Linked DNA regions of Homo sapiens: region 2 is linked to region 1. A link is a loop called in an ENCODE intact Hi-C map of the cell type or tissue named here. Cell type or tissue: K562. All regions are shown on one strand.

What was found. A loop is a pair of places that touch in the nucleus more often than their neighbours do. Peaks named below come from ENCODE experiments on the same cell type or tissue, not always from the same donor. Only the 100,000 strongest peaks of a DNase experiment are listed, where the experiment ranks them.
Region 2: it touches region 1 in a loop (8-fold over the local background); 93 of 110 quality-filtered maps call a loop at or near these places.

What each region holds. Positions count from the first base shown.
Region 1 is chr20:49,533,382-49,535,881 of GRCh38, reverse strand. All of the region lies in intron 5 of PTGIS (prostaglandin I2 synthase), which reads left to right. Among named protein-coding and RNA genes, the nearest start is that of PTGIS, 34 kb to the left of the region's middle. In K562, a CTCF peak has its summit at 1,455 (motif pointing right); a DNase peak (open chromatin) is centred at 1,421.
Region 2 is chr20:49,332,995-49,335,494 of GRCh38, reverse strand. All of the region lies in intron 2 of LOC105372649 (a long non-coding RNA gene), which reads right to left. Among named protein-coding and RNA genes, the nearest start is that of SNORD12, 54 kb to the right of the region's middle. RefSeq lists an enhancer at 1,258-1,317. In K562, a CTCF peak has its summit at 1,392 (motif pointing left); a DNase peak (open chromatin) is centred at 1,414; H3K27me3 peaks cover 1,052 bases.

The sequences.
Region 1 (2,500 bases):
TCCAGCAATAAATGAATCCAGCAAAGTAGAAGGATATGAAATTAACATTAAAAATACAAGACATCTGGCCGAGCACGGTGGCTCATGCCTGTAATCTTAGCACTTTGGGAGGCTGAGACAGGTAGATCACTTGAGGTCAGGAGTTTGCGACCAGCCTGGCCAACATGGCGAAACCCCATCTCTACCAAAAATACAAAAAATTAGCCGGGCATGGCGGCAAGCGCCTGTAATCCCACCTACTTGGGAGGCTGAGGTGGGAGGATCACTTGAGCCTGGTGAGACAGAGGTTACAGTGAGCCAAGATCACGCCACTGCACTCCAGCCTGGGTGACAGAGCAAGACTCCATCTCAAAACAAAAACAAAAACAAAAAACCAATACATTTTTTTAGCCCTCACATGGCTGTTTCAGTAGTTAGCCATTTCCCTCTGACAGATGTCAATATTCTATCTTTCTTTCTTTTTGCTTTTATACCATTTCATTGTACTTGTATCTGTTCTACCATCTGGTTATTTCATTTCTCTCTGCCCACTTCTTAGAAGTGGTTTTGCCAGGTCAAAGGCCCTATACATTAAAATTTTTATCTGCTTCTGCCACATCATTTCCAAAACCACAGAGCAATTCATCCGCCTACCTAAAGGGAAGAAATCTGCTCCACCAGATGCCATCAATCTTTCCATTTATTTGCTAATCTGATGGGCAGAGGTGGGTAACTTATTGCTTTAATTTGCATGTTACCACAACCTTGCCAACATGCAGTTATCAGCCTTTAAATAATTGCCAATCTGATGGAAAAAAGGACATCTGGCTCTATGTGGCATATCACTGACTACTGTGATGAAACATCTCTGGGTGTGTGTGGTTTTTTTGTTGTTTTGAAACAGAGTCTTGCTCTGTCACCCAGACTGGAGTGCAGTAGCGAGACCTCGGCTCACTGCAATCTTGACCTCCCAGGCTCAAGCGATCCTCCCAACTCAGCCTCCCAAGTAGCTGGGACTACAGGCACGTGCCACTGAGCCTGGTTAATTTTTGTATTTTTTTGTGTTTCAGTAGCCATTTGCATTTCCTGTTTATGAGCCGGCTGTTTGTGTCCTTTATTATCTTTTTAGAGGAACTCATTTGAGCTTATCAAATCTTGCCATCCATGCTGGAAGGTTGTTATTCACATACCCATGTTGCAGATAAGGAAACTGAGGCTCAGAGAGGTGAGATCACTTGTCATAGACATGCAGCTGGTAGGTGGAAACTTGGTCTGTCTGTCTGCAAAATCCTGTGCATAAAGCACCTGCCACATCCTAGCACTGATTGCTTCCCCAGGAAAAATTGGGTTTCTCCATTACCATTTCCTCCACACAGATGCTCCAGAGGAGTCTGATTAGACGCAGAGGAACTCCCCCCATCACTCTGGGAGCAGCCCTGGGCTGGCTATAGGAAGGATGCATTTCTCAATATGAGCAGCAGGTGGCAATGTGGGACGGTGATTTCTCATCTTAATTGGGACCAGAGGCATGTGGGCAAAGCAGCCCCCGAACATTGCTGTGGGGTGCTTGAAGCATTGCAGCCTCTTTTGGCAGAACCTGCTGAAACATAAAATAAAATGCACATTCCTTTGATCCTGTACTTCCACTTCTAGGAATTTATCCTACATAAATGCTTGCACATGTCTACAGATACACAAACATATTCATTGTCACATTGCTTATAATTGCAAATGCTAGAAACAATTTAAAGTCCATCAGTAAGGGCTGATTAAATAAATTATGCATTCATCTAAAGGCCATCTATGCATCTAAAACAGAGTGGGACATACTGGTAGTGAATGAAATCTACTGTTACAAAAAAGAGCAAGCTGCAGGCAGAGGGTATACTATATCACTATATATACATACATTTTATATATATATATATATGTTTTTGCTTTTGAGACAGAGTCTTGCTCTGTTGCCCAGGTTGGAGTGCAGTGGCACGATCTTAGCTCACTGCAACCTCTGCCTCCCAGGTTCAAGCAATTCTCCTGCCTCAGCCCCCCGAGTAGCTGGGATTACAGGCACGTACCACCACCCCCGGATAATGTGTTTGTACTTTTTTAGTAGAGCTGGGGTTTCATCACATTGGCCAGGCTGGTTTTGAACTCCTGACCTCAAGTGATCTGCCTGCTTCAGCCTCCCAAAGTGCTAGGATTACCGGTGTGAGCCACCACACCCGGCCATTTTTAAAAATGTGGGAGTATGTATAGATTTTTGCCTTTGGGAAGGCCGAGAAGGGGTGGAGAGAAAATCATTTTTTACAAGATGTGGACTTGAACTCTTAGATTCTTTATTTTTCTTCTTTTTTTTCTGTATGCATACATTATTCTTCCTTCACTTTTTAAAGTATAAATATATTTTAAAAGAAAGTTAATCCTTTGAGAACCCTTAGGCCATTGAGTCTGGTGTTTCTCATACAGTAGGGAGTTGGGGGCAGGGGACAGTTAAACAGACCCCCTAGCTAAGCATAGTGCT
Region 2 (2,500 bases), 200 kb after region 1:
CTCAAGTACCCATGAGCATTTATGAAGCACCTACTGTACATCCAGCCCTATCTTAGGCCCAGGTTGGTACAATTTCTCCCTGATACAGGAATCTTTTGTGCAACCCAATTGGCCTCAACAGGTTGCATACAACAAGATTCAACTTCTGCTTTTCAAGTTAACATTATTCAGGGTTTACCATGTACCAGGCAGACCCTATTCTAAGCACTTTATCCAAAAGACTGAGTGTTTTATTTCTCATCTGTTTTCCCCATTAGAAGGCTGGCTCCATAATGCCAGGAATGTTCATTTGTTTTGTTTACTGTTGGGTCCAACTCCTAGAATTATATCCAGCTCAGTTTTTAAAATGTTAAATAAGTCATTGGGGCCGATGGAATATGGAACCCCTGCAAGGTAGGTGTTTCCCCTAGTTTACAGATTAGGAAACGGAGGATCAGAGAGAAAACTCGCCCAAGGCCACATACCTAATAAGCAGTGGGATGTAAAATGGAACCATCTCTGCTGAAAATAAGCCTAAATAGATACTCTTAAGCTCTCCACTGTGTTTTTTCTTTTCTTTGTTTGTTTGTTTGTTTGTTTGAGACGGAGTTTTGCTGGTGTTGCCCGGGCTGGAGTGCAATGGCACAATCTCGGTTCACCGCAACAAACTCCACCTCCCTGACTCAAGTGATTCTCCTGCCTCAGCTTCCCGAGTAGCTGGATTTACAGGCATGTGCCACCACGCCTGGCTAATTTTGTATTTTTAGTAGAGACGGGGTTTCTCCATGTTAGTCAGGCTGGTCTTGAACTCCTGACCTCAGGTGATCCACCCACCTCAGCCTCCCAAAGTGCTGGAATTACAGGCGTGAGCCACCGCGCCCGGCACGTTCTTTCAAAAGATCCTATTTTATTAAAAAGATTTGCCACAAAAAAAAAAAAAAAGAAAGAAAGAAAAAGAAGAGAAAAGAAAAAGATTTGCCTCAAAAAAAAAGAGGGAAAAAAAAAAAAAAAAGGCCAGGCGCGGTGGCTCACTGCAGTGGCCAACTTGATGAAACCCTGTCTCTACTAAAAATACAAAAATTAGCCAGGCGTGGTGGCTCGCGCCTGTAGTCCCAGCTACTTGGTAGGCTGAGACAGGAGAACGGCTTGAACCCCGGAGGCAGAGGTTGCAGTGAGCTGAGATGGCGCCACTGCACTCCAGCCTGGTCAACAGAGTGAGACTCGGTCTCAAAAAACAGAAGAAAAAAAGATTTGCAATGAGAATTCTTTAAAAGGAAAGCCCCCCCATTCAAGGGTATCTGAAATAAGACCCAGAATTTGCCAAATTTTACTTCCACCCAACTTTTTCTACAAGGAGCAGTAAATAGCACCCCCTGCTGGAGGAGACGCGGCGTGTCAAGGACTCGTGAATGACTCTGTGTGAATCTGCTGCCCCCTGGTGGCCAGAGGAGCCCACGGTTTTCTTCCAGGTGCAGCCGAAAGCCCATCCCCAGTCCTTCCCTCTCTGATCTGCCCCCATATCCCCTCGGGAATCTGTCCCCTACCAGAAGTCTGTGATAACTAGAAATTGCGTCTTCCCCATACAATTTCTCTTCCCCTTTTGGCAGTTTGTTTGGAAACTTCTTGCCCTCGCCCTATGGTCTTGGAGGGGCCATCACTCAGCCGGCCTGGCCGTGGCTCCCACAGCTGCCACTAAGGCGGGTATGTGATTGGAGTTGACCGACCAGAGTTCCCCATCTTCCTGGCCACGACGACTGGTTCAGGGATGGGCCCAGGATCCAAGCAGACCCAATCGGGGTCTCCTCCAGATATGATCCGCTGAGACTTCCAAGAGGACACTTTTGGGGTTACTGATCTGGGAGGATGTGGGGCTGCTTATCCCCACAATCTCTGCAAGATGCCCATCTTGACCACCACAGGGAAAGAGCCTGCTTGAGAATAAAGTCAACCCATGGAGCGAGTGACAGAAAGAGAGGGGACGAGAGCCAGCCCTGACGGCCTTACACACACCGTTGGCGCCAGCCCTGCTTGAAGTAATGTTATTTCAGAACTTCCCTCCCGGTTATCTAAACCAATACTTCACCTTTTCACTTGACGCAGTCTGAGCTAAGTTTCTGTCACTTGCAATCAAAAGAATCCTAACCCTTTTAGTTCTCCTGTCCATCTCCATTGCCACTGACTTAGTTCAGACCTTATTCTTTCAACTGATATTTACTGAGTACCTATCATGAGCCAGGCACTGTCCTGGAAATTTGACCTCAGCTCCGCGATCCCACAACACGCTGATCTGTCGCCAGTCCCCACAATCCATCCTTCACAAGGTACGACGAAACCACCCTGGTCCAAACCACCTTCTTCCCTCGCCTGGACCACTGCAATTGCCTCCTCATTGGTCTCCCGAGTTACCCCCTTGCTTCTCCTCTATCCATTGTCCAAGTAGGATCCCAAGGAATCCTGTGAAGACTTAAGTCAGATCATGTCACTCCTCTGCTAAAAACCCTACCATGACTCCCACCTCATG